7 separate regions of the Homo sapiens genome follow, and regions 1, 2, 3, 4, 5 and 6 are each linked to region 7. The links are chromatin loops, found by intact Hi-C in ENCODE. Cell type or tissue: heart left ventricle. All regions are shown on one strand. Region 1 overlaps LOC105372049 (a long non-coding RNA gene). Region 2 holds the start of DSG2 (desmoglein 2). Region 3 overlaps DSG2 (desmoglein 2). Region 4 has its middle 41 kb from the start of DSC1. Region 5 overlaps DSG4 (desmoglein 4). Region 6 overlaps LOC105372049 (a long non-coding RNA gene). Region 7 holds the start of DSC2 (desmocollin 2).

The links. A loop is a pair of places that touch in the nucleus more often than their neighbours do. Peaks named below come from ENCODE experiments on the same cell type or tissue, not always from the same donor. Only the 100,000 strongest peaks of a DNase experiment are listed, where the experiment ranks them.
Region 1: a loop joins it to region 7, with 2.4 times the contacts of the local background. A loop is called at or near these places in 13 of 110 quality-filtered maps.
Region 2: it touches region 7 in a loop (7-fold over the local background); 20 of 110 quality-filtered maps call a loop at or near these places.
Region 3: a loop joins it to region 7, with 3 times the contacts of the local background. A loop is called at or near these places in 15 of 110 quality-filtered maps.
Region 4: it touches region 7 in a loop (3-fold over the local background); 18 of 110 quality-filtered maps call a loop at or near these places.
Region 5: a loop joins it to region 7, with 2.4 times the contacts of the local background. A loop is called at or near these places in 7 of 110 quality-filtered maps.
Region 6: it touches region 7 in a loop (4-fold over the local background); 10 of 110 quality-filtered maps call a loop at or near these places.

Annotation. Positions count from the first base shown.
Region 1 is chr18:31,240,280-31,244,279 of GRCh38, forward strand. The region is part of intron 1 of LOC105372049 (a long non-coding RNA gene); the gene reads left to right. Among named protein-coding and RNA genes, the nearest start is that of DSG1, 76 kb to the right of the region's middle. In heart left ventricle, a CTCF peak has its summit at 1,892; no DNase peak of the experiment used is centred here; H3K27ac peaks cover 649 bases.
Region 2 is chr18:31,495,838-31,499,837 of GRCh38, forward strand. It overlaps DSG2 (desmoglein 2), which reads left to right and starts at 2,340. Exons shown (of 15, transcript NM_001943.5): 1 at 2,340-2,459. The coding sequence starts at 2,415. RefSeq lists an enhancer at 1,730-1,869 and a silencer at 2,070-2,539. In heart left ventricle, no CTCF peak of the experiment used is centred here; DNase peaks (open chromatin) are centred at 1,924 and 2,394; H3K4me3 peaks cover 2,026 bases; H3K27ac peaks cover 1,454 bases; H3K27me3 peaks cover 739 bases.
Region 3 is chr18:31,509,302-31,513,301 of GRCh38, forward strand. The region is part of intron 1 of DSG2 (desmoglein 2); the gene reads left to right. Among named protein-coding and RNA genes, the nearest start is that of DSG2, 13 kb to the left of the region's middle. RefSeq lists an enhancer at 1,953-2,022. In heart left ventricle, a CTCF peak has its summit at 2,101; no DNase peak of the experiment used is centred here.
Region 4 is chr18:31,201,452-31,205,451 of GRCh38, forward strand. No RefSeq gene overlaps it. Among named protein-coding and RNA genes, the nearest start is that of DSC1, 41 kb to the left of the region's middle. In heart left ventricle, no CTCF peak of the experiment used is centred here; a DNase peak (open chromatin) is centred at 2,139; H3K27ac peaks cover 1,473 bases.
Region 5 is chr18:31,392,998-31,396,997 of GRCh38, forward strand. All of the region lies in intron 8 of DSG4 (desmoglein 4), which reads left to right. The region is part of intron 1 of DSG1-AS1 (DSG1 antisense RNA 1); the gene reads right to left. Among named protein-coding and RNA genes, the nearest start is that of DSG4, 18 kb to the left of the region's middle. In heart left ventricle, no CTCF peak of the experiment used is centred here; no DNase peak of the experiment used is centred here; H3K27ac peaks cover 358 bases.
Region 6 is chr18:31,260,368-31,264,367 of GRCh38, forward strand. It overlaps LOC105372049 (a long non-coding RNA gene), which reads left to right. Exons shown (of 4, transcript XR_001753388.2): 4 at 1-1,930. Among named protein-coding and RNA genes, the nearest start is that of DSG1, 56 kb to the right of the region's middle. In heart left ventricle, no CTCF peak of the experiment used is centred here; no DNase peak of the experiment used is centred here.
Region 7 is chr18:31,100,235-31,104,234 of GRCh38, forward strand. DSC2 (desmocollin 2) reads right to left here and starts at 2,187. Exons shown (of 16, transcript NM_024422.6): 1 at 1,669-2,187. The coding sequence starts at 1,737. It overlaps DSCAS (DSC1/DSC2 antisense RNA), which reads left to right and starts at 1,354. Exons shown (of 4, transcript NR_110785.1): 1 at 1,354-1,489; 2 at 2,889-2,960. In heart left ventricle, a CTCF peak has its summit at 1,674 (motif pointing right); DNase peaks (open chromatin) are centred at 837, 1,207, 1,737 and 2,197; H3K4me3 peaks cover 2,515 bases; H3K27ac peaks cover 2,453 bases.

The DNA of each region.
Region 1 (4,000 bases), 140 kb after region 7:
CCCGTCTTTTCTCCCATTTACTAACTAGGAGGTTTCTCTAAGTCTCAGTTTCTTCATCTCTGTAGAATGGTAGGAATGACACCTCGGAGGTTTGTTGCAACAATTAAATATGACCATATTTATGCAAAGTATAGTGCCTGGACACTCTGGATTACAAATACATGCCATTTATCTTTTAACTTGAGTCTACGACAATATTTAAACATACTAAAGAAGGAATTTGCTTGCACACCTCAATCTCAAATTGGTAGTGCTTAGGGGTTTTGTGTTTGTTTTTTTGGTTGTGGTTGTTGTTTTGAGACAGGATCTCACTCCATCGCCCCAGCTGTAATGCAGTGGTGCCATCATGGCTCACTGCAGCCTAGACCTCCTGGGCTCAAGTCATCCTCCTGCCTCAGCCTCCTGAGTAGCTAGGACAATAGGTGTGCCCCACCATGCTTGGCTAATTTTTTTATTTTTTGTAGGGACAGGGTCTCACCATTGCCCAGGCTGGTCTTAAACTGAACTCAAGCGATCCGCTCACCTCAGCCTCCCAAAGTGCTGGAATTACAGACAAGAGCCATGACACTTGGCTCAAATGGTAGTGTTTTAGTGTCAAGTGTTGACGTCATTATTAGATCACCCAGATTATTCTACTTCACTCTACCATAGGCTTTACAGCTATTATTTGGTAGTATGGATATTCATAAAACACATGCTATAAAGAAAATAGCTTTAGAGGTAGTTAGCAATCCATGCAACAAACCATTGGCTGGATCACTTCCTGCTTCAGGCACCATGCTGTGGCCCTTGTTACAGATAAAGGCACCACAAGCTGTGGAAACAAGTAAAGTAAGCATCCAATCCAATCCTGTTGGAGAGGGGCTAAGCCAAGAGCCTTTAAAAATCATGTCAAAATTTTAATTTACTTGTTTTCTGTTTTCTTTACTTATTTTTATTTGTAAAAGACATGGTCTTACTATGTTGCTCAGGCTGGAGTGCAGTGGCATGATCCTAGCTCACTGCAGCCTCAAATCCTCGAGCTCAAGTGATCTTCCCACCTCAGCCTCCCGAATAGCTGGGTGTATTTTTTCAATTACACCTCTCCTTTTAAGATTTAGGTAAAAGATACATGAAGGCACAGAATTCCTGCCAAATGAAAGTTCCCAGAAAACCATGTGAAATGATGGTTGTAAAAGGATTTACTTCTTAGCTCTTTTTTTGTCTAAGCAAATTATATTCAAGTAAGAATAATACTTAAGAAATCAAGCATGCATATGCTTTGGTTTTTACAGTATAAGGAAGGTTGTTGATGGTGTGCATGTGCCCACACCTGTGTGTACAGTCTCCAAACAGGGCTTTATTGAGTAATATTTTGTCATGATTTTCCCACAGTAACAAATGGCATATTTCCAACTTATCTGCATTTATTCAGAGTTTAATAGCACCACATACAGAGAAACTTTAAATCTACCTTTTGAATGGGATGTTTGAGGAAAAGTTATATCATGTTCTTCAGTTCATTTTTAAATATAGTTTTTAAGGATGAAAATTAAAAGAAATCCCATTTACTTTATCAGAATATAAATTGTCTTTTCGCCGTCCTCTGTATGTATAATTTTTATGTAAAGTAAAATTCTGTCTTCAAATGTGGCAATATCTCTTTAAAAGTCTTCACCAAACAGCCAGCAAACCAGCTTAGCAACTTTCCTGGGTGGATTCTTAGGTGAATCATTAGCCTTGAGCAATGAAACTGTCCAGCAACACCTCCTTTTGAAAGCTTTGATCTGTCTGAGACTGCAGGAGTCACAAAAGAGGTGTTTGTTTCATGCAGCTTCAGAATATTGACAGGGAAAAAGAATCTCCTTTGTTTCAATGCACCAGCCTTAGGCACCCTGGCGGTGGTCTCTGCAATTGCACTGGATGGAGGTGGAGATGCGGGATTCTCCATTCCCAGGGGGCTGTTGCTGTCTCACTATCTGCCAGTCAGGAAATCTTTTCTAGTTTCTCAGACCCCACCTTCAAAAGCTGAAATTACATGACTCATATTTATTTTGATACCATCAAAGTTTTGCTGACAACATGAAATTTTTGCCTGCCCTGTATTAACAAGTATATTCCTGAAGTCATTAGAAAGATTCAGGCCTTGGGTAAGCACTTAGAAATAAAAACTTAATTTATTGTTTGCACTAGTTCCCCTCTTTTCCCCTCCTCAAGGTGGCTATTTGGGGATTAGCAAATTCTGTGACAAAAGATGGTCAAGTGTAGATACCTAGAAGAAGTCACATCCAGCAATTCCATCAAAAGAGCTCTCTAACCATGTTCCCATAGTGACATGTACCAATATCTTGGGTAAAGGGCACACAGGTGAATTAATTTGGTAGTGGATTTTTATAGACTGTACAATACACTTGACTCTTTGCCAAAATATGAGTGCCTAATTGCTGTGTCTTTGGTGAACATGCCAAAGATTCAGTGATTTTATTCACGTAGGAGGAGGAATGATTTGGGGGAGTAGTTTCAGTGGACAGGTTTTATTGTACTTACTAGATAATAAATTCTTTGAGGCAAGAAGAGTGTTATTGTACTTTTTGTATTTATCACAACACCTAATGAGGTGCCTGACTTATTGGCAATCAATTAATACTATCTAGACAAATGGACTTGAGCAGGTGACCACCTGAAACTAACTAGCACACAATAACAAACACTTGAGCTGCACAGAGACCCAGGTTCTTATCCTGATTCATTCATTTATTGTGGTTTTGGAAAATTTGTAAATCACTTAAATGTACAGGGATTTATGTCTTTTAAGGTATGAAAGCTATGCTGGATAGAGGTGCTTTCTGAAGTCTTTTTTTTTTTTTCATTCAACAAACTTTAGCGCAAAGTAAAAGAGACAATGTTTCTGCTTTCATGGAGTGTATACAATGGGTGAGGGGGTGGGAAGGAACAAGTAAAAAGCAAGGTGATTTCAGAAAGTATTAACTGCTGTGCAGACCATACAACAGGGGAAAGAGATAAAGAGTTAAATCCCCTAAGACGGTCCTGGCTGTTTGTTGGCTTTATTTTTAATTTCTCCTTTTTCTCTAAATAGAAATCAACAGACTTTCTTGAAAAGAGGACTTGATTATCAGAATCAACTGTGGAGTGTTTTACAAATAACAGGTTTTCAATGCTCTACAGATTTTACAGGGATGTAAACCAGAACCCTGAAAGCTCTAGTGTCTTCACAACAGTTCCCTTGAAAACACTGGTACTGCTAGGGGAATGAACAATTTACATATAAATAATTTATATTTTAGTTGTCTCTAAGTGTGAGACTGTAAGAAATTCATTTTGAAAACCACTCAAAGGTTTCCTGATTTTCATACTGTCCTTAGCCGATAAGCTCTTAGACTGATTTGACTTCTAAAATACCTTCTAACTTGAATTCATTTGAAAAGCCCGAAGTGTTAAAACTCATGGATTGAGATAAATAACCTTCCAATGGAGTCTAGCAAATTGGAAACTGGACTTGGTCTTTGATCTCAGGGAGGTACGCGTACTACAGACGGGTCATTGTGCTTGCCCAGACAGGACACGAGGTAAGACTTCCTTACTTAAACTTGACACATACAGCATGGTCAGAAACAGCAGATGGGGTCATTTGTTATCTTTAACACTGTACGCCGGCCCAAGTAGGGCAGGACAGTGGGAATCCCATAAAACAGAGCCAGCTTTCATGCTAGGAGCAGTACTGTAGTCACCCAATCATACGGCAGAAATAGTAAAGGTCATGCTTCCTCCACAGTGGTGAGGTGCAGCAGCTTCCTTGGCAAATGACTTCTGCGTACTCTCCCCACATGGAGGAGATTGGTCATGCAAAGTAGGTGTTTTCAGGGTACAGGAAAGCTTTCCAAGATTGCTTCTAGAAGCTATGGCAAATGTATTTTCAATTTAAATGTATCTTCCTATTATCAGCACTTTAAATTTGCCATTTATCAGAAAGGGCCTTTTTCCTCTTTTCCTTCCTGCATTT
Region 2 (4,000 bases), 400 kb after region 7:
ATTAGTACACTATGATTACAGTAACTCCATTGCTGTCCCCTGCGGGGCCCTCTGGGTATGCGGATCCTATGGGTAGCGATACCTGCCCCCATATTGGATGGGGATATGCACTTGGGGGTGGCCATTAATTCCATTCACCATCCGGGATAATATTCCCCTCCCCAGTAATCTAGATGCTTACAAACATCCCTGGTTAGAATGCATCCGACTCCGTAGGGGTGGTATCCTATCACAGCATTCTCCCCTGCAGCTGATACAATCCTGCTTCAGCAACAAATTAAAACATTAAGCTCACTTCTAAGAAAAGCTCTTAATGATAGTAGCACTGGATGTATGTTGTTATCAGATGAATTTGCTCAGCTATGTACTGTTGTGTTGCAAATGGAAAGGCATTAGATATGCTTACTGCAGCCCAAGGAGGGGTTTGCACCTTACTGCACTGGATGTTATGTGTATATCCCTGACAATTCTCACAATATTACTCTCCTTGCAAAGCCATGATGGGTGTGTTATTAATTTTGCTTTTAATTCTCCTGTGCTTACCCTGTATCTGTAATCTCTATCAACTATGCCTTCCCCATGTATCTGTAGGGGTATTTTCCTGCGATTGAGTATCAGATTGAAGCCGAATGTGGAGGAAAACTTAAATATTAAATTTGAACTCAATTGAACATGGACACAAACAATGGCCACCAAGTCCCAGAACAGGTGGTGTGAGCCCCTTGAGGAATTCATCGAGCGCTGTTTCAAATAAATCTCTATTTAAATTCCTATTTGTTAGTTATTGAAACACAACAGACAATCGCAAACACAAGTTGACCTTTTTGTGTTCCTTGAGTCCAGTCGGGAAGGGCCCTTGTGACTGGGTCTCATGCCAAACAACTTGTTACGATAAGAGCTAGGGTCCCAGACCATGAGGAAACTTCATGAGAATCCTCTGTAGTCTGGTGAGTGTAGTGTCCGACTCTGGAGCCCAGGCTGTTGCTTCCCGGTGTGGTGGTGAATCCTCCACAGTCTGGTGAGTGTACCTATAAATATATCTTTTCCTTCTCCCCTTCCCATTGCAATTTGCTTATTATATCATTTGCTTATTATATCCGCGTTGCCATTTAATTGGGATAAAGGTTGTTTACCCTTAAAAGTATGGTGTGTGTGTCTTTTCTTCTCCCCTTGCGCCTTTCTCGCACAGAACAATAGGCTCGTCCATTACTTTCAGTCGTTACATTTCTTGGAAGTTTCGTAATCCGGTGCTGATTCTAGTGTTTGGATGCCCATACTAAGTTTCTGCTTTTCAAGATGTCAATTTAACATCTCACCTCGCAATCACGTTGTTCTAATTTTAACAATTATTTATTGAACCCTTAAGTTCTAGACACTGCAGAATGCTTTACCTAAGATTTTCCAATTTCGTTCTCAAAACTTCCCCGTGCGTTGGTCGCTATTAACTCCATTTGACAGATCTGGAAACTGGGGCCCAGAGAGGCTAGTCCAGGCCACTCAGCTAGTCACTCTTGGAGCGGGGCCTCTGATCTAGCTAGTGGTGTAATAGAAATTGTAAATCATTTCAAAGAATATATATATTTCCCGTAACACCCTAGAGTTTTCTCCTAGCCCAAGAATTGTCCTTTTTGACCTCTGGTGATTGTTTCTCCTTGAGCCAGATAAGCTGCAAACCTGTTGGAAGCAGTGAAGGGCCATAGGGAAGAGCAGCCTTTGGGGAGACAGCCACCTGAAATTCTGCTCCACAACCTCCGCTCCAGGAGAGCGGGCCGAACGCACCGCGGTCGCAGCTTTCCTGAGGACACGGGTCCCCATGTCACTAGCGACACCTGCGCTCCGGGCCCAAAGCACAATCACAAAGTGCGGGACCTTTGGGCGGTGCTGGGCGGCCTGGCCCCGCAGCCACTGGGCCGGTTGGTCCCGCAGGACTCTGCTCCGTGGAGCTTTTGTCCTTGGGCCGGGGCCCTGCGACCCGCGCTACCCAGGTCGAGCCCCGCCAGGAGGCTCCCTCCTCCCGCCATTCTCCAGAGAGTAGGGGGTCGGGAAGGAGAGAACGGCGGGGCGGGGCCTGCCACCCACAGTCCCCAACCCAAGGACGTCACGGTCCCAGGTGCGAGTGCGAGCGGGCGGGAGTCCACCCCGCGCCTCCCTCCTCTGCTGAACTCCCCACCTCTGTAAAAGCGGCCCGGGCCGGCCCCCGGCTCCATTTTCTCGCGGCGGCCACACCTGGAGCCGCGCCTTTGGGTTGGGCTGGGCTGGGCCGCGCAACCGCCACGGGAAGACAGCCCTCGGGGCGGGGAGGGAGAGGGTGGCCGGGCCGGGGGGAGGCCGGGGCCAGGGAGGAGCCGAGTGCGCGCTCGGGGCAGGCGGCGGCGCGGAGCGGTGCGGCGGCGGGAGGCGGAGGCGAGGGTGCGATGGCGCGGAGCCCGGGACGCGCGTACGCCCTGCTGCTTCTCCTGGTAAGTGCCGCAAGCGGGACAGGGGAGCCACCGCCGGGGAGGGCGTCGGTAGGCGAGGTCTAGACCTCGCGACCAGACTTGCCCGCCGCCCTTGTGCGCGTTACCTGCCCGGCGCTCCTTCCTGCTGCCCGAGGGGGGAAAAGGGCCGGGCAGGCTGCGGCGAGATCCGACCTGGGGCTTCGGAAAATCCTCTTGGCTGGAGCCAGGAGAGTAAGTTGCGACCTATCGAAGTTGTGTTTTCCTTCCCGCGTCACCCAGGCCCCAGCGCCCTTTTCTGTGGTGTGTGGGTGTAGTGAGCCCTGGGGCGGGGAACACCATTGCTGGGGGTCGGAGGCTTTGTTGAGAGTCTCTGGGACGAGAAACGTGGAGGCAATAGGGAACAACCTCGCGCTTCTTCCACGTTCCTTAAATTTCCCTAGGATTCCCCAGCTCCTCTAGCCGCCGACACAAGCCAGTGAACTGGGGAAACCAGGAACATACTTGTATTCTTAGAGTGCAAAAAGTTGGCTAAAAATTTTTTAAAAAGGTGTAATTTACAAAGCTTAATTTTAAGTGGATCACCCACATATAGTTTTAACTTAAAGTTTATGAAGTTGGTGTTTCAAAAGTTTTCCAATATTAAAGATAATAAACATATGTAATAGTTTGAAGCCTTATTCATTTAAAAGGTTACAGAAAATGGAAGTGTAGCGCCCCCTCCCCCACGCCCCACCCCTCACTCCCGGAAACGACGTTCAGTCCCTGGATTTAGAGTTCTTTTGCTCAAATTGGATTTTAAACTGTTGGTTTTCTGTTTGTTTAAGGGGTTGCACGTATGTATCTCGCTTATAGGGGTTTACTAAAGGGGTTTTAATAAAGTGACAGTTATGCTGCAAATATAGGTGTGAGTTCACCTTCCAGAGAGTTCACAAATATGTGTTTACAGAGATTAGATGCAAAATCATACTCAGTTTTCTTACGTAATAATTAAAAATGCAAATACATTCACTATATTCAAAGTTCTAACTTCCAAAACATGAGCCCTTCTATCCTCGAGTTTTGGTGGGATGTGGAAGAAAATCGTGTGTGTGTGTGTGTGTGTGTGTGTGTGTCTCAAAACGGAAAAAGGCGTGACTGAATCCAGTCTAGAGATTTCCATGAACTCTCAGGTGGAAGAGCATGATAATTAGGGCGTCCAGGCCTAGCACACAGTTCATTTTCATGCTCTATTTATCCATTTCATTTTCCCCGTGTCCTTGAGGTAACTTTCAATGAAAATTCATTTTGTTGACAAAACTTTTCTAAGACGTGATCTGGGACGTCGTTTTTAGCCTCTGGGCTGGCAAAACAACTAATCCTGTCACCTTGATGTTTCCTTGTTTAAGGAGAATCCCAAGCTAATGTAACACCTAGCTTACTTTGAGAGTTACATATTCTTTCCATATATGAAAATAAATGACCTTTAATCTTCAAATAATGTAGCAATCAGGCCAATTTGTACACTCACAGAGTAGCAGGTAAGCAAATTAGGCATATCTTTCATTTTAGCAATTTGATACTTT
Region 3 (4,000 bases), 410 kb after region 7:
GCCCAAACATCCGAAGAACAGGTGAAAGATTTTGGTAAGTCATGTACTTTATTACTGTCAGACTTAAAATATTTATTATTATCTAAAGTTCAAATTCAGAGTTCAAAAATTAAAAGTTCAAAATATTGCTCTTTTTTTTTAAATTAGCAATTGTGAAAAATATAATTACATATTTAAATCAGCTGTTGAGTGAGACTGCTATAGGAGTATATAAATGTCTAGATCATCTGTAAGTTGGACTTTTAAGTTGGAATTTTCTAAATAAGTTATGCTGGTTAGCCGTAAAATAAATGTTATAAAAACTGTCTTTTCTTCCTCCTGTCCCCAAAATAAGATTAAGAAGAGAAAAGTGCAGTAGGTGAATTCCAACATAAATCTGACCCACGTCAGATTTATCAGAGCAGATCACCAAACTCACTGGTCCACCCTGACTGCACTGGGTCACTTGAACTCTTCTGAACATGTACATTTCTATGACTGTAGACTACAGAGCCTTCTTTGTGGCTATGGACGCTACTACAGACCAGACCACCAGCTCTGCCAATACAAATAGAAAAGTCAGGATGTGTGACCAGAGGAAATAAACAAGTGGCATCCACTCCCTTTATTTTATCTCATTTTATTTCTTTCAGATTATTTCAGCCAAAGTTGAAAGCTCTTTAAGAATGGATTGGGGATAAACCAGGGATCCTCTGGGCAGTTTTTGATTTGACCTTCTATACAATAAAAGGGAGAAACAAAAGAATTATAAAACATTCTGCTGGTTGGAAGGTTGAGTAACCAAGGAAAGAAAATAACACAGATGTTAGATGATGGGCCTGAGGTGGGCATGAATTTAAAGAACCACTGGCAAGTGCCACGTCCTCTGTGTTTGAGTTCTAAAGATAGTCCGTTGAGCACACTGCTTACCTTCTAGTAATTTCTCGCTGAATGGACATTAGAAGCCATTATAGTGACTGAAAGTTGAAATAATGTTTTAAACTAATTTGTATTTCTCTACATCCATTTTTAATAAGGTATCTCTTAGTCTGATCTATTAAAGTTTAAGGGATCACCTCACCATAAAACCACTGAACACTTCAAGATTCTCTACTTTAAAGGAAAGACTTCTGACAGAGAACCTGTCAGCCAGGAGGAGCTGTCATCCAGTGACTCATGAGTCCTTCTGGATTCTTGTTTAAACTCATCAAGGTGACTTCAGAACAGAAAGTCTTTTCTAAAAGTGCTGACCTTGAAAACAAAGAGTACATTGATTGATGGTGTTTGGTATTCCCTCATGCCTCTGCAGGAAAAAAAAAAAAATCTTTTGCCAGATACCAGGAAGTCCAGTTTTTATAAGATGTGCAGGATCCAATGGTAGAAAAATTTTTTACATGTTTTTCAAAGCAGCAAAACTAGTTAATAAAATACTTTTTTTAGAGTTTAGCAAATTAGAAAAGCTTTTGCAGAATTTTTTGGTTCATCTGAAAACACTGCTTTGGATACAGGAACTAGCAGCTTACTTTTCCTCGTCAGTCTTAAAGTCATGTTGCAGGTGACATTTTTCTGTCACCAAGTTCCTGGTGAGAAAAAAAGTCACAGATTTAGTGTTTGGAGGAAACCTTATTGGCCATTTTGTCCAGCCACCCCTCCCATGCTTGAAACCTCTTCACAGCATCCCCACAGGAGGTGACTCAAACTTACAGAGTGGACAGGTTTTTTAAAAAGTGCCAGGGAGTGGGAATGGAGGACTAAGGCAGAGAGTTTCTGCTTGTTCCAGTCATGTTACTTGCAGTATACTACCCACTAGAGATGTACAGAATCTCCACAGTCCTCTGCAGCTTGTATTACTGTCCTGACCCTGGTTATTACAGTAGCTTCCAATCAGAGAAACGCAGCCATGGTGTCTTAACCTCGGCACTTGGCCAGTTGCAGCCAGATAACACTTAGTTGTAAGGGCTATCATGTGCATTGTAGGATGTTTGACAGCATCTCTGGTTTCTACCCACTAGATGCCACTGGCATTTATCTCCCCTACCTCGAGCCCCACCCTGGTTTGACAACCAGAAACGTCTCCAGACATTACCAAATATCCCCAGTGGCAGGAGGAGCGGGGCAGGGCAAAACTGCCCCTAGTGGAGAACGATTGGTCTAAATTAAGAATGTGTTCTGTGAGATAGAGGATCTTAAGGAACCAGATCCAAATTATTTAGAAAGCAGTGGCTGAGATCTTAACTGCTCAGTCAAATAAACAGACAGTTCCACAATTGACAAAATGTTAGTGCAGTTCTTTTTTCTTTTTTTGTACAATGAATGAAGCAAATATTTCAGTCCATAACACCTTACTAAAAGCATGCTACTGCAATACGTGCTATAAAAATGCAGATAGCAGAACCCTCTTACCTAGATTCCAAGACAACCTTGACTTTAAGATGCACATCAATTCTTCTGATGTTTTAGTGTAACATACATCCAGAAAAGTGCACATATCACGAGTGCACTGAATCTTCACAAACTGAAAACACCATGTCACCAGTAACGAGGTGAAGAAACAGATTGCCAGCATCCCAGAAGGCCCCTTGTGCTCCCTTCAGTCCCTACGATCCCCCTGATAGCCGCTGTCCCAATTCACAGCAGATTAGCCTTGCCTGTGTCACGCTGGCTCCCTAGATGCTCAGCAATTTAATACCAGCCTTTTGAGAGAAGAAAAGAAACATTACATTAAAGATGTACAAAACCTCTAATATGCATCCCAGTTCCTTAACTAAAACCGACTGATGACTCCCAAATTTTTATCTCCGGGCATAACTTCTTTTCTGAGCTACTAACTCCTATATCCAAAAGGCCATTCACACAGAACACATAAAAACGGCTCTTACCTCCCATTTCACCCCTCCCTCAACACCACCCCTGTCTCCTGCCTCACCTTCAGCTTACCCCATCCCTCTCCCCATTCTGTCTCATCTCTGGAAATGGTGCCTTCACTCACCCAGGTGTTCCGGGTCAAAATTCTAAGGGTCATCTATATTTGCCCTCATTCATTCCATTCACAGGTCTCTGTTGCCTCTGCCTTCAAAATAAACACTGGAGATATCTACTTTCTTTCATCTTTACTGCAACTCCCAGGGTTTAAGCTAGTGTTATGTATTGCACGTGCTTCTGCAATGATGCAATGACTACAGTCTGGTCTCTATACATTTGTTCTTGCCACTTTATGGCCTGTTCTCCATACAGTAGCACCAGCGAGCTTTTTCAAACATAAACTGGTTGTATCATTTCCAAACATAAAAGCTTCCAGTGGCTTCCTCTCACACTCAGGATAAAACCCAAAGTCCTCTCCCTGACTGGGTACTGGCCTATCCCTGTGACATCATCATCACTGATTCACCACCGCATGGCCTGGGCGTTCCTTTTGCAGGGCTCTGCCTGACTGGCTTCCTCATACCATTCACGTCTCTGTGCAGATGCAGCCCCTTCTGAGAGTTTTCCCACACTTCCAAGTCACTCTCTACTATCCTGACCCTGCTTTAATTTTTTTTATTGCTCTTATCAAAACCTGGTCTGTCTTTGTCTCCCCAGTATGTAAGCATCCAACAGGGTAAGAATATTGTGTTACTTAACATATCCTACAAGCTCAGGAAATTGAGGGTATGAATTAATTCAAACTTGCAGAAATTTTAAGATAAGGACCATGCAAAACTTAGAATTGAGGAAATGTCTCATAAATTCTGTTTATTGAATGCCAGTCACTGCAATAGTTACATTTCATATATTTCTTTAATTTGCACATCAGCCCTGCAAAATGGATGTATCCTAGTTAGGTGGCTTTCAGATGCAAGTAACAAAACCCAACTAAAACTAGGTTAAAGAAAAGAATGTTGAATATCAATCGTAAGAAAAAGTTTAGAGAGAGAGTTGGTCCAAATTTGAACGATTCTGTAACTTAAAGCCTTTATGGTTTCAGTTTGGCTTCTCTAGCATTTCATTAGCTTTCCCCTCATGGTCACAGCATGGCTGTAGC
Region 4 (4,000 bases), 100 kb after region 7:
CCAATTCCCAGGCTTTCTCTTCATTTTGTTGATTGTTTCCCAGGCTGTGTAGAAGCTTTTTAGTTTGATGTAATCCTATTTGTTTATTTTTGCTTTTGTTGCCTATGCTTTTAGGGTCATATCCAATAAAATATTTTTCTAAATCAATGTCGTGGAGCTCTTCCCCTACATTTTTTCCTAGTAGTTCTGCAGTTTCTGGTTTTACATTTAAGTCTTTAATTCATTTTAAGTTGATATTTGTATATGGTGCGAGATGAGGGTCTAATTTCATTCTTCTGCATACGAATATTCAGTTTCCCCGGCACAGTTAACTGAAGAGGCTGTTCTTTCTCATTGTGTGTTCTTGGCATATTTGTTGGAAGTCAATTGAGAGTAAATGCATGGATTTCTTTCTGGTATTTCTGTCTTGTTCCATTGGTCTAAGTGTCACTCATTCTTTTACTAGCATAAGATGCAAACCATTTTGGAATCTGAAAATGTGGTTTAGAAAGGCGTGGCATAATTTAGTTTGAAAATGAATAGCAAACTTGCCCAGTCTTTTCACCTTATTCACGGCAACACTAAACATTGAACTACAAAATATTACCTTCCTTAAAAATGGAATTAGACTACACTTATTTATAATTTTCAACTTTGCACATTCCAGAATAAACTGAGTTTTGTTGATGCCACAGGACAGAGGGGAAGTGTCGTCTTTGTGCTTGTGTGCCTTAATTATGTGTTCAAACATAAAACAAAATTTCTTTCAATAGATCTAACTAAACTCAAATGAGATTATATATAAAGTTCAGTTGAGAGGGATGGAAAGATAGGCGTACTGTTACCTTTAAATTCCCTAAAGAGCATCAAAACATAGCAAAAGATTCTTGATAGCCATGTAATCTTGAATTAATAGCTATACATCTTAGTCATAGAATTAAGATTGTCAGAGCATGAACAATTAAAAGAAAGGCCAGATAGTTTAAGTAAGGTTAGATAAAATTTATTTTTGCTTGATTTTAGTTTTTCAAAAAGTAATCAAAAGTGAAAGAAAACAAAAAGATAATACAAAATACTACAGTTGTACACATTGTATTAACCTTTCTACTCCAAGTGAAAATGTGCATAGAAACTATAAAGATAGCAAACATATTTACATATATTTTACAGATTCTAAAGTGCTGATAACCAGCTAATGATTCTGAATCATGGGCTCAGATGTTTTAGAGTTACATGTTATATAGTTTAGTTTATTGCACATGTAAATGTACATTATTTCTTTATTTCTTCAATAAAATATTGTTTTAATGCAATTATATTAAATCATTAATAATGGATAGATAAAATATTGATCAAGCTTTATATTAAAAATGTCTGATTTGGGGGGTGCATTTACTATGTGCTCAATACTCAGTTAAGAAATTTACATACATTATGATATTTCATCCTCAGAAGAATCCAATGAGTTAGTTAATACCTATTTAATATAATGAGGAACATGAAATAAAAAGGTTGGTGAAGAAACTGGCTCATGAGATCACGCCATTGCACTCCAGCCTGGGCAACAAGAGCAAAACAACTCTATCTCAAAAAAAAAAAAAAAAAAAAAAAGCTGGCTCAATTTACACAGTTAGTAGAACATGGAGCTAGAATTCAAACTCATATATTTTGCTCCCAGAAATACTCTGTTCTGATTAATGTTGCTTATATTGCTAAAAGTTATTTGAATGGGGCAGACATAGTCTGTTGTGTGGAATCGTCAGCTGAGGCTCAAGAGCCTGGGCTCAGTTGATACGAAGGCAATTTCTGTACCATATCCTCAGTGTGTTACAAAGAGCATGAGTGCTTAGGCCATTGGTGAAACGGTCTAGGGTCAATGAAGCAGTCTTATTGTCTGAGGTGTTATCTGAGCTCTTGGTCTCACAACCAAGGAAATTAAAAAGCAAGGACACCAAGGATGAGGTTGGAGCAAAAGTTTAATAAGCAACAGAAGAAAGCTCTCCACAGCAGAGAGGGGTCCCAAGAGGGTTTCCATTTTTACAGTTGAATGCAAAAGTTTGTATAAGAAACTTTCTTTATCTGTATAGCTGTGTAACTTCCCCTGTCTATATAGCTGCTTGTGTAACTGCCCTTTTCTGTGCAGCTGCGGGCGTGTCTTACGCAAGCACAGGGAGTAACACTTCTGTTGTCTGAGCAACTGTAGGCATGTTTTAGGCAAGCCCCCCGCCCCATGTAAGTTCCCAGGGAGCCCACCATGTACAGGTCCATGAAAGGAAAAGAAACTTTTTCCTAGGCGCCCGCTGATTACACAAAGAATAAAGGTGTTTCTATGTTGAGCTTTGCTCCCTTATCTGTGCAGCTGCAGCTTGATTTTCCAGGCTGTTTCTCTGTTTAAATCCTCTGCTGAGGACTTGCCTTAACTGTTTTTTTTTTTTCTTCCTTTCTCTTCTTTCATAAGGATGGCCTCAAACTCACTCGGTGGTCTTGAGCAAGCTGCTTACCTGCTCTGCATTTTGATGTTTTTTTCTATAACGCGGAAAATAAGCAGAGCACCCTGTGCGGGGTTGCTGAAAGGATAAAATGAGTATGCAAACACCTTGGACAGAATCACTCTATCGAACATGCTTATATTCCTCCTTTCTGATGCACTGAACACCTCTGGTTGCTGAGTTGTAAGACAGAAATGAGACTAAATACCTGCTTAACTTAACTAAATACCTGCTTAACTTAACTAAATACCTGCTTAACTTAACTAAATACCTGCTTAACTAAATACCTGCTTAACAAACCTCAGATATTGCAAGAACTTAATATTTCAGAAACATTCACTTAGAAATATGCTTTTATGAAGTAAAATTATTTACAAATAACTAAAATTATGAGTACCTTGGGGAAAAGTGTATTTCATAACCAGAAAAATCACTTCCCCTAAGTTTATCTGCCTCATATTTTACCAGTTTCATGATGTCGTAAAAATTATTTCTACATGTAAGCATACATAGATTAAATATGATATTCTATTTATTATATTTAGAAAATGATCGTATTCTCTTTCTCTTTGTTAAAGGCCAACTCATTCCCTTCACTTCCCACATTTTTTTTAAACAGAAGTTTCCAATCAAGCCATTTATTTCTAGAATGTTACCGGCATCACCTATAAACAGGAGCCATCTACTGTCATGTTTAATATTGCTTGTGTTTCATAAATTGCTTGTATTTCATTACTGCTTGTATTTCATAAATTGGTGCAAATACTCAGAACTTGCAAAAATAATTACCATTCAAAACCAAGAAATAAAGAAATAATGATATGCTTGTTTGTAGTATTATGACTAAATACAAATTTACTGGAAAGCTCTGCTCATAAACTCCATTTTCTTTCTGAGAAGCTGGCTTCACAAATTGGAAAATAATACTTTTATGCATATATTTTCTCATTCAACAAATATTTGTAGAAAGCCTGCCCTGCTGTGTGCCAGGCACTGTGTTAGGCCTGATACAATGATAAACAGGAGAGGGGATACAATAACGAATAGGAGAGTTGTGACCTCTGCCCTCAGGAACAGGGCACTTGTGGTGCAGACAGATAAGTAAACACACTGCCATGTGTGAGGAGCGCCAGGGCAGGGAAAGGGGAATGTGCCCTGGGAGCACACACCAGGAACCCCAGACCCACACTTCATGGTTGCAGGTAGGGAAGGTTCGCTGGTGGGAATGACCTTTAAGCTATTCTCTGAAGGATAAGGATTACCAAGTAAAGGGGGAGATTGGAGTGGCGGAAAGGATAGAGAGTGTTTCCAAAAGAGGAAACAGCATCCATGAAGGTATACAGGAGAGAGACAATGGTATATTTAAGAAACTGAGAGAAGGTTCATTTGGCATGAAGCCAGCATGGAGTTCAAGGTGGAGAGTACCAGGAGATAAGAATAAAGAACTAAAGAAGATCCAGCTTGTACAGAGTTATGCTAGTAGTACTTAAAAATTGGGCTTTTATCTAAGGACAATGAGTTCCAACAAGAAT
Region 5 (4,000 bases), 290 kb after region 7:
TTAATTTTTCTTTAATTACTTGCTTTTAATTCACAGACAATGATAAAACTGAAAAATTTATAATTAGAAACGAATAAAACCACAAACCAATAAGATTCAGATTAACATTACTGTAATGAGGGAAATTGTTATTTTTTAACAAAGGAAATTGCTGCTAACAACATAAACAACACTTATAGCCAGGAAAATATATATTAAGACATATATGTACACACATATTTTTAGCTTACTACACAGTGTGATTGTGGAATTTACAGTGTGATTATTCAGTTCTGTTACTATTTTTCTCTATTCAAGCACATAAGGCTCTTTTTGTGTTACCATAAAGTAATAGCTGAGACTGGGTAATTTATAAAGAAAAGAGGTTCAGTTGAATCACCATTTTGCAGGCCATACAGGAAGCAAAGTGCCAACATGTCCTTCCAGTGAGGGCCTCAGGAATCTTACAATCATTGTGGAAGGCAAAGGGGGAGCCAGTGCATCACATGACAAGGGCAGTAGCAGAAGAGAGAAGGGGGAGGTCCTAGACTCCTGTAAACAACCAGATCTCGCAAAAACTCATTTATCACCAAGGCTATGGTGGTAAACCATTCGTGAGGGATCTGCCCGATCACCCCTCACCAGGCCCCACCTCCAACTTTGGGAATCACATTTAAAGATGAGATTTGTGGGTGACAGACATCCAAACCATATCATCAAGTTACTGTGAAGTTTTTTCAGATAGCATATTAGGAAGCCATTTAGCCTTCTGGAAGCAAACATATCGTTTATTCATTGGGTCTTTCGCTTTTCTTTCTCAAGTATCTGAGCAATTTTAGTATTACTACTTTACCACCAAAGCACAACCATACACACTGAAATCATATGGTATATTAACTTAAGAGCTGGCCACCAAAATTATGAAAAATATTTATATATAAGATTGTCATCCAAATGAATACACACAATTTTATAATTTCTTAAGTGAACACAAGGACTCAAAGAGTATATCATGGACTTTCTGTTTGGAAAACATTGCTTTGGGCCAGAGGTCAGCAAACTATGATCCAGAGGTCCTCACCTGTCCCCTGTTTCATAAATAGTTTTATTGGAATACAACCACATACATTCATTTACGTATTTTCTGTGGCTGTTTCCACACTCAAGTTGCTGATATGAATACTTGAGATAGAAACTCTGTATGATATGACCCCTAAAACCTAGAACATTTACTATCTGGCCCTTAACCAAAAGTTTTTCAATTCCTACTTATAGACCAAGGAAAGCTTTGGGATATTTTCTAAAATAACAATAACACCGGCCTGGCAAAGTGGCTCACGTCTGTAATCCCAGCACTTTGGGAGGCCAAGGCGGGCAGATCACCTGAAGTCGGGAGTTTGAGACCAGCCTGACCAACATGGAGAAACCCCATCTCTACTAAAAATACAAAATTAGCCAGGTGTGGTGACACATGTCTGTAATCCCAACTACTCGGGAGGCTGAGGCAGGAGAATCGCTTGAACCCGGGAGGCGGAGGTTGCAGTGAGCTGAGATTGTGCCATTGCACTCCAGCCTCGGCAACAAAAGTGAAACTTAACAACATGAGTTCAACTCTGAAAAGACCACAGTTATAAAAATTATTATGATATTAATTAAGTTCTGAGGTACTAAGCATCTGATCTAAGGCAATGGCAGTAAAAATGGAAAAAAAAAAAAAAAGGAATGGGTATAGGAGACATTGCCAAATACAATACAAAGAGGAATAGAGGAACAAGAGGTCACCTCCCACCATATCAAATTCTGAATATTTAGTCAAGTTTTTCTTCCAGGGATCAGAATTTGTTAAACCTTGCATCCTGGTTAAAAATCAAGAGCTAGACATAACATGCAATTCTTACCTATGTTCTTATCATCTTAGTGACTAACTTTGTATATTATCTCATAATATGTAACTGCTCTTTGCTTTTGTTCTGTCTCCCAACCTACTAAAATAATAGAAGAATTTTGTGCATAAAGAACCTGATCTAAATATCTTTCTACCCCCAGCACCTGGTCCAGTGTCCAAAAGATAGTAGAGACTCACAAAATTTGAGAATAGTATTGATGATACTATTTACCTGAAACTAATGGCATAGATATCATCCAAACAGAAGTCACTGGACTTGATTGCATCATTCGTAACTTCTGCATACAATTATAAATATGAAAAAAATTAACAATGCAGGCAATGTACTATCTGACTTATGTAATGTGCCTTCTGTGATAACAACTTTTTTAAAGATATACTTAATTGCTAAAAAAAAAAAAAAGCTATTGAAATATCAATTTCATGAAAAATTTGTCAAGGTAATTTGGATGCTGTATATACAAAGCCCTATCTATTTTTTTCTGAATGATAACTTTCCAAATCTCTTAAAAAGAGTAAGAAAAAATGTGCTTAAAAATACCAAAGTAATGGAGAAAGGCTAATTAAAATGAAATTTTAAACCTTGATGTTTGTATTACTACCTAGCCAAAAGAACTATTTTAGAGAACATAAGCGTAATTTTCCCATGTTTGACATTTTCAACAGCTGGTGGTCAGCCTCTCATTCCAGATACATCTGGAATGAGGTTACTAATGTCCTCTTACACCTTCTCCATTTTCATTCGGGATACCCCTTAACCCTGAGGAAACTGGACTTTTGACTAAGCTTTATATAACCCTTCTCTTAGTCTGAGGAAATTACAAAGACTCAATTCAAAGGATTTAAGGTGGCTCGTGCCTGTAATCCCAGCACTTTGGGAGGCCAAGGCGGGAGGGTCACTTGAGTCCAGGAGTTCGAGACCAGCCTGGACAACGGGGTGAAACCAAGTCTCTAGCGAAAGATGGGTGTGGGGCGGTCACCTGTAATTCCAGTTACTTGGGAGGGCTGAGGCATGAAAATCACTTGAACGCGGACCAGGGAGGCAGAAGAAAAATAAGGATTTATTGAGAATTGCTATGTGTTAAGGACATGAAGGCAAATAAGATATGGTCCCTGTTCTCAAGGAATTTACAGTTTAACAAGAGAAAGATCTCAGAAAAATGAAAGTCTCTCTGTCAATAACAGCCTCTCCTTGGTATTTATTGATAAGTGTATATGAAAACGCAAGCAATAAAAAAGTGTGTGTGTATATATATATACATATTTGACTTCAACACTGAGAAAAAAGCAAAGCAAAATGCTACCCAATTGGAATTCTAACAAAAAAATTGATTCTCTATTTTTATAATAATTCTAACATTTATTAAGCAATTACTAAACACCAACTATTCTGTTATAAGGTGTATCCAGAGGGTTCACATATATTATCTCATTTAATCCTCACAACTCTCGGAAGAAAATAGGGTCATTGCTTTTTTTTTTTTTTTTTTTTTTTTTTTGAGACAGAGTCTCACTCTGTCACTCAGGCTGGAGTGCAGTGGTGTGATCATTGCAACTCCTCCTCCCAAGTTCAAGCAATTTCACGCATCAGCCTCCGGAGTAGCTGGGATTACAGGCATGCGCCACCACACCCGGCTAATGTTTGTATTTTCAGTAGAGACGGGGTTTCACCATTGCTGGCCAGGCTGGTCTCAAACTCCTGACCTCAAGTGATCTGCCCACCTCAGCTTCGCACAGTGCTGGGATTACATGTGTGAGCCACCGCACCCAGCCAGTAATTCCATTTTTAGAGAAAGTGAAACAAAATTGAAGAAGACAAATAGCTAGTCTCAATTTACCCAGGTGGTGAATGGCAAAGACAAGAACCAACTGGAACTTTCTGGTCCCAAAGTCATATTTAACTGCCACCTTCGTGTCTCACTGCGTAATTGGGGGCCAGTAAAACCGATTTTAGGAAAGAACTAGCATGCCGAGACTTTTCTTCCAAGTCTGTGTACCACTATAAACTCCTTCCCAGCTGTGTGTGCCCTGCTTCTCTCTTCCAGACACATTTGTACCAGGAAATGAGCCTTCCTGGAAACAGAACATACACACTCAGGCAGATATTTGACCATT
Region 6 (4,000 bases), 160 kb after region 7:
TTCTAGCTTAGACTTTGATATCTATCATACAATCAACGAAGTGTGAGAGTAAATAAAATCATTATAATGTATGTCAAGTCTCAAAATGATTACTTGCAATGCACCTCTTCTTGGAAGCTGCTCTCTCACAAGGAAATAAGTCAAGAAAACAGAAATCATGGGACCTGAGAAGCAAGAGATCCAACAAAGGGGAGAGCAGCAGAAAAATCTACGTATGAAAGCTGGGGATGGTGGCTCAGGCTTGTAATCCCAGCACATTGGGAGGCTGAGGCAAGTGGATCATTTGAGGTTAGGAGTTCAAAACAGCCTAGCCATCATGGTGAAACCCCATCTCCATTAAAACACCAAAAAAAAAACAATTAGCAGAGTTGGTGGCGTGTAGTTGAGGCAGGAAAATCGCTTGAACCTGGGAGGCGGAGGCTGCAGTGAGCCGAGATCGCACCACTGCACTCCAGCCTGGATGACAGAGTGAGACTCTGTCTCAAAAAAAAAAAAAAAAAAAAAAAAAAGTCTAAGGATGAGAATGAAGGGAAGTCCTAAGATGAATCTGATAAGGAGAGCAAGCAGCCCAAACTGCAGCCCAGGTAGAATACTCCAGGAGGGAAACTTAAAAAACAAATCAAGCAAACTAACAATTAAACAAATTTTTAAAACTGAGTGAATGATTACCTAAGCTTTCAGAGTTCTGCAAATGTTGAGGATGACTTAATGAAAAATACATAGAAATGTAAGCATCAATTGTTAACGAATTCCAAGAGAAATGAAAAATTACACAAAAAGGATATTACCTGATTCAGCTGTAAATAATGCATATGAAGTCACAATAATATAAGCACTGAATTTTCATCTTAGTAAAAATTATGGAATAACCAAATTGGGAGGATGAGTTGAAAGATAAATATCTGCGTGAAACGAATTTTTCCACTTGTTGGTTTTAAAGAGAGCTAAATGATGGTCTCATTTTCTGTAGAAGGAATTTAATAGATTATATCTCAAATTTTGAACCGAAGAGAAGTCAACATAAGTACATTTAACAATGGGAAAGAAATCCCAGAAGATCAGAATTCAAAGAGGTTGCCTCTGGTGGGTAGGAATCAGGGATATGTAGGGATTGGACATTAAGACTGCTACTTTTTCTCATACTCTTGTCATTTCGACATTTTAAAACATATTTTTTATAATTGTGGACCAGCAGTTGGCAGATCCCGATTTAAGTCCAGTCTGGTTATTCAGGAGTCCAAGCAGGTTTACTGGGTCCCTTGAACTGTATTCCCCAAATTCCAGAGCAGTTTCTAGAACAAAATAAGGAATCTCCAAATATTTGCTCCAAAACACCTTCAGGCATGTTTTGAGCATATTTTCTGAACCCAGAAGCCCCAAATTCTTGACAAAGTGTAGCATAACCATATCCTGTTCCCAAACCACGGATTGTAAAGATTTGTGCTCAGCCAGACTCCTGCCCTCTGCAGCCCCCTGTTAAATGGATTCAGCAGACTGAGAAACAGTAAGGCTCAAAGTGGCCCATCACTTTTAAGAGATTTATCTGACAAGGTGGGGAATTTCCAAGGCATCTGAGGATTTCCTAAACTTTCAGAGACCCTGCAGGCTCAGGTTTCAACATGAGTCCTTGAGACAGTTCTGAATAACCAATAGAAGGGATGGTTCCACATGCCCAGAGCCAGGAGGGCAGGACGGGAGGGCACGCTCCCTTATGGCATGGAGTGTCTATTGGGGTAAAGAAAGAGCAAGGTCATTCGTTCTTAACTCAAATATATATCCATGTACCCAACAAATGTTTTCACAATAACTTTTAAAATCTTGTCTATCACACTTTAAAAGACTGAATATTCGTGTCCATTTAATTATTTTTAAAACTGGTGTTTTTGGAAATTTGAATATAAATAAAATAAAAAGGGAAGATGGAAGAAAATGGTGTCTGGCATTGTGTCTTATAGCACGCATCTCTGTTTTTCTGTGTCTCATGATGGTTGCTATTTACAAAGCAAACCACACCTCCTTAACATTTCTCCCTCAACTACAGATCCACATTCTTCCCTTATCAGGGTCTGGTTCCTCCTAATCAACCTAATGTTTAACTAAAGTAACTCATGCTTGTTTTACTTATTTGGCATGCTTTGCCTCCTCTGAGAAAATAATTTACACATTGAGCTGTTTTGAGTACACATTTTATTCAACTGTATATAGATATTTTATATTTATAAATGTACATCATTTTATAATGTTTCAGCCTATTTAACTTAATTACAAACAGATATAGCAACTGTCTGCAAGTCGTATTACAGTTGTAAAGTAAGGATGCATTGGAAGAGCTTCCTATTAATATAAATTACTTTTAAAAAGCTGTTTTATATCAATACAAAAAGTCTTAAATTTTGAAAGCATTAATTGTATCTTTTATTCACAACACCCTGATATTGGGCAAGATTTCAAATCAAAAGAATCCAAACCCAATTATTCCAGTAGAGATGATCATTTCCCATTCTTTGGCTAGTGACTGGATTTTTAATAACCTAAAACCTCGTTGTAAATCTTTGACTATAGCAGCCTTCAGGGAGCTTTGTGGTTTGGATTTTCGGCTGCTATCCCTAGTTGCTATCAGTTAAGGATAGAGCCCTGAACCAACTAGAACCATGTGGAGGACTCTGACGCCATGTTTACTATTCCATTACCTCCCCATATCAAAATAATGAACAAGCAAGAAAAAAATGGTATAAATTACCTAGAGGAGAATGCACAAATCTTAGTTGCACAGCTCAATGAATTTTGACATAAGTATATCCCCATATGTATATCCCCAAATTTGACATATGTATATCCCCAGGTGACAAATATCCAGATCAAGAACACATTGATCACCCAAGAGAACTCCTCCAGGCCTCTTAGTGGCCCTCCCCTGTCCCAGATGTAAGTTCTTTTCTGATATCTATCACCATGAGTTAGTTTTGCATGATTTTCAAACGAAGTTAATACAAGCGAAATTATAGTCTATACTCTTCTGTGCCTGTTTTCTTTTGAAATTAATATAACATTTTTGAGATAAACATAAGACCTAAGTATGGAAAAAACAAAGTAAAATGACCTTGCTTCTAAGACACCTTGATTATGTATTTAAAAGTCCAAAAGCATTTGGAATAAAACGCCTATAAATAGTGAGATATTTAGCAAGGTCAAGAGATACAACGTCACTATACAGTAATCAATTATATCTCACTATATGTTTTGAATAACTTTATGGTTGATCCAATAATAAATTATTTGCTGAAATGAAAGTGTTCTTAAATATACACCCAGTGACACATAGAAACATAACTCTAAAACAAACATGATTAATGAGGTGAAAAAAGACCTAACATATCCCTAATACCTAGTAGACAATTAAGGTTTGTTTTTCTTGTTTTTGAGACGAAGTCTCACTCTGTCGCCCAGGCTGAAGTGCGGTGGTGCAATCTAGGCTCACTGCAACCTCTGCCTCCTGGGTTCAAGCAATTCTCATGCCTCAGCCCCTCAAGTAGCAGAGACGACGGGCACGCACCACCACGCCTTGCTTATTTTTGTATTTGTAGTAGAGACCATTTCACCATGTTGCCCAGGCTGTTCTGGAACTCCTGGAATCAAGCAATCCACCCACCTGGGCCTCCCGCAGTTTGAGGATTACAGGAATGAGCCCCCGCGCCTGGCCAAGATTTTTTTTTTTTTAAATAAAGTACTAGGCAATGCACATAAGAAAATATTAGCTCTTATATTTATCATTTTGTCCTTCCTTTGAGGAACTTTTTAAATATTATATATAATATATGTCATATTATATATATCATATAATATATAGTGTATCATATATGTAATATATTATATATTATATATTTATAATACAATTTAAAATGCTATATTATATATAATATTTTAAAATTACATTCACATAGAAATAAGGATATATGTATATATCTCTTTATCACAAAGTATTTCATAGAGTATGAACCAC
Region 7 (4,000 bases):
AAGAACAAGGAATGGAAATTCAATTTCAGTGTATTCAGTGATACCCCACCTCCTCCTAAACAGAATCTGAGATAACACACAGAAAGCTCTCTCTGCAGGTATATGCAGAGCAATGCCACGCATTGCCAGCGTCTGTGCATGCCTTTTCCTTTAAAGAATGGCCGGTGGTTTTAAAAGAAATTGCAATTTTATTAGGAGTCTAATGAAAATTTATTTCTTACTCATCAACATATGTTCTGACCGTTATTTATTCCATTCTTGGTTTCCTCATCTGTAAAATGTTAACTGCTGTGTACTTGGCCCTTTCTATGTTATTAATATGCCCTGAGAATTCAGTTAAGGGTTTGAAGTCCATTGAGCTCCTCGAGAAAGACATTCTAATAACAGTAACAATTACCAATTCATGATTGTAAAATGTGGAACTCTACTGCGAAGTGAGAGCGGAAGAGAAGGGGAAATTATACGAATATTTCAGCCCCCAGTTCACTTCTCCCAGAAGGAATTAGCCTTCCGGGTTCCTCCCTTTGTCCTTCAAGATTGATTGGCGCCCAACGCCTTCTGCTTAAGACAAGGAGCACTTTTCCACACCTGTCGATTTTTTTCCTCTTCCAGGGAGCCAGGAAAAGTCCAATCGGACTTTTTATATCCCCAATTCCCCAGACGCTGCTCCCGGCATTGGCTTTTTGCGTCTTCAGGCTCCCCAACGAGATCCCATCGGTCAAGCCTGGGAAAGGGGCTGTCCCGCCCCAAATAAGGCCAACCACTTAGGCTCCCAGCTCTGGGAAGGGGTAGGGTCATTGCTGTAGTGCTCTTTAAAGAAAGAAAGAACCTGGGGCAAGGGGCGGTGGCGCGGGGGGCGGGTGGTGAGCAGAAAAATCGAGTCGCCTCTGGGGACAAGAAATCAGAAAGACCCTTCCTTCCTCCGAAGATTTAGGGAACTGAAGCCTCGCACGTTAAGAAACCACTGAAACTGTACAAATGCTCACCTAGGGCTCGCCGGTCGACAGTCCTCAGGAGCAAAGGGTCAAGATCCCCTCCCCCACCCGCCACTTCCCCCCGCCCTTCTCTCAGAGTAAACAATTCCCAGAAAGGCGAGCAGTTCCCTTTTTCACCCAAGGACACTCGCTCTCCGTCCCGGCCGCCCAGCGGTTCCCCTTTCCGTGGCCTGGGCAGGCGCTGAGGCACAGGGAGCCGCACGTTCCCGAGGCACAGGGAGCCGCACGTTCCCGAGGCACAGGGAGCCGCACGTTCCCGGGGAAGGTGCCAGAGGCCAGCTGGACGGCCCCGGCGCACTCCCGCCCCGGCGCACTCCCGCCCCGGCGCACTCCGACCCCGGCGCACTCCCGCCCCGGCGCACCCTGCTCCCCGGCGCGTACCCAGGGGCCACGATTTTGGCTGGGCGAAAGCGGCCCGCTCCCGCCTCTCCTTGAGTGCGCTGATTACATCTACCGGAGACACCTTCCCTTCCCTTGGGGATCCCAACTCTCAGGTCGCGATCCTCTTCCTATCTGCCCTCCCCCACCCCCGCCAACTCCATTTTCTAGCCACCCAGAGGCCCCTTCACCCCAGCTTTTCCCGCCACCCCCACCTATCCCCGTTCCCCTAGTTTTCCTCTGCACCCTAGGCGATCGCCCCCTTCCCCGGAGCGGTGGCCGCGGCTACACTCACCGCGAGGGTCAGCAGGAGCAGCCGGCAGAGGGCTCCGTTCCAGGAGCCGGAGGGGCGGGCTGCCTCCATGGAGAGGGCTCGGGGCAGGTCGCGGGCCGAGCGTCGGGCCGGGGTAGGAGGGCTCCGCGGGGCGAGGGCCGCGGCCGGAGCGCAGTCTGGGCCCGCTGCTCAGGAGGAGCGCGAGGCGGAGGAGGTGGGGCGCGCGGAGAGGTGCTTTTCTTAGCTTCTCTGAAGCGCCTGCCTCTCATCCAAGGGGCTTTTCCTTTGGCGGAGGGAGGGGCTCCAGACGCGTCCAAAAGACACCGATCGGCCCCTCCTTGTTGTCTATTTAAGACTTAAGACTTCATTTCTCTAAGAAAGCCACGGGTGGGAACTCCCTCTCGCCGCCACCCTTTTACCTGCGCAAGGTGTTTCTCACCAGCGGACGCCACCTATAAGGCCCATCTCCCCCACCACGCCCCGGTGTCCGCTCCGCCAGGCGAGATTAACAGCCGGCCCTGCCCAGCAGAAGCCCTGACTGCACAAAGACTCACTCCTGAGTGCGCGGTCGGCCCCGGCTCCGCCCTGCCCGCTGCCCTCGGCGACGGCCGTGGTCCCTGCCCTGGGGTCAATTACAGAGCGAGGTCTGAGCCGCAGAGGCTGGGTTTTAGGTCACAGCTGCCTGAGGCCCACCTGACAGAAAGTTGACTCCAGGGAGACTGTTACACACTCTACTGGAGTGAATTTCCTACACACACCCACAAGCAGTTCAGACATCATAGTCATCTGAGGCACCATTCTTTGGGGTCTTGTGTTTTTAGGAATTTACTGGCATGACAATGATACAAGACAATCGCCATAATTTAGAGACAAAAATACATATATACATACATACGTACGTAAAGTTAGGGAATCAAGGCGACTGCAAAATAATAAAATCGAGGGTGAGTTACTATAAGAAATGCATCCATTGAGGTCCTAGTCGTGGGCTACATGTGGTTACTGATTTTCTCCAAGAACATCCCTGGTCACAAATAGAGTTATAACTTATTTCCTATACCGGACTCCTGAACATCCAGTGGAGAGTTCTCACCTTCTTTACTACCATCAAAACCAGAGTTCATGGTGAGAAATGAATAAGAATGGGATAATTTACATTTTTATTTGAAGTGCACTTAAACTAAATGAATTATTGCAGCACACAATCTGGAAGATTAAGATATAAATGCTGTTTCTTTTAGCTCTTCAGAAAGCAATGACAAGGCATCTGACTCATCCTCCTGCACCTCTTTTCAATTACTGACTTAAACCAGGTAAGCCTGACCACAAAAGAGAAACTTGTCTGCTCCCTTTTATTTGGTTTAAGTTTCCTCAGGGATGTCCTGAGAATCCTATGTGAAAAGCCAACCCTGACACTCACACCATTTCGATTCTTGAAAATGTTCACCATCTTAACACCATTGTATGCCGAGCCAGAATTACTGCAATACTGAGTGTATATTTAAATTAAAAATTAATGTCAAACAGCGCATGCCTTACATTCTCTGTGTCTGTGCTATGCTCATGCCCTATTTTATTAACGAATGCCACTAATGAGCTGTTCTGTCTCCATATCCATAAAATTATCATTGACCCTTTGCTAGTAAAATAAGCCTGAGTCATCAGCATGAGACTATAATTGACATCCTTCCGTTTCCATATTTTTTAACACTCATAGTTTTCCATCAATGATACCATAAGCACACCTCATCCTATTAAAGATGACATCATGGTCTCTAGCATGAAGCTTTTCAGAGGACAAAAAGAAAGCTATAAGCGTTTCAGGTTCTGGAGATCTACTCAGACTATCATCACAGGCTTTGACTATAGGACATTTCCAAACTCTTGCCTACTCTTTACCCTCTGATGCCTTAAGGGCAGCTCATGTTTTTCCTCATTCCAGGAAAGGGCGGAAGAGCAATTTGACTAGAATTCATCTTAGATATTTATTTTCCTCTTTCACATTAATTGATAGAGGCTATTAAAATGGTGATTTGTTTGTTTTATTCCAAAAAAAACTTTCAACAAAAGAATGGAATATAAAGTACTTTCTCTGAGCAAGTACCCAATTTATTTAATGTATTTAGGTTAGGCTATATGGTCACTGAAATAGATCCCTCTAAAACATAGGTTTGAAACAAAGGGCATATATTTAAAAAAAAAATGGAATGTGAGTAGATGTGATCTTTTTTTAAAAGAATGACTTTTGCTTATGAATATGATTCTGCTGCATGAACTAGTTTCCCAATAAAAATATACTTTTTATAGTAAAAAGTACACCAGACCGAAAGTAAGAAGCAACTTCTTTTGTGTT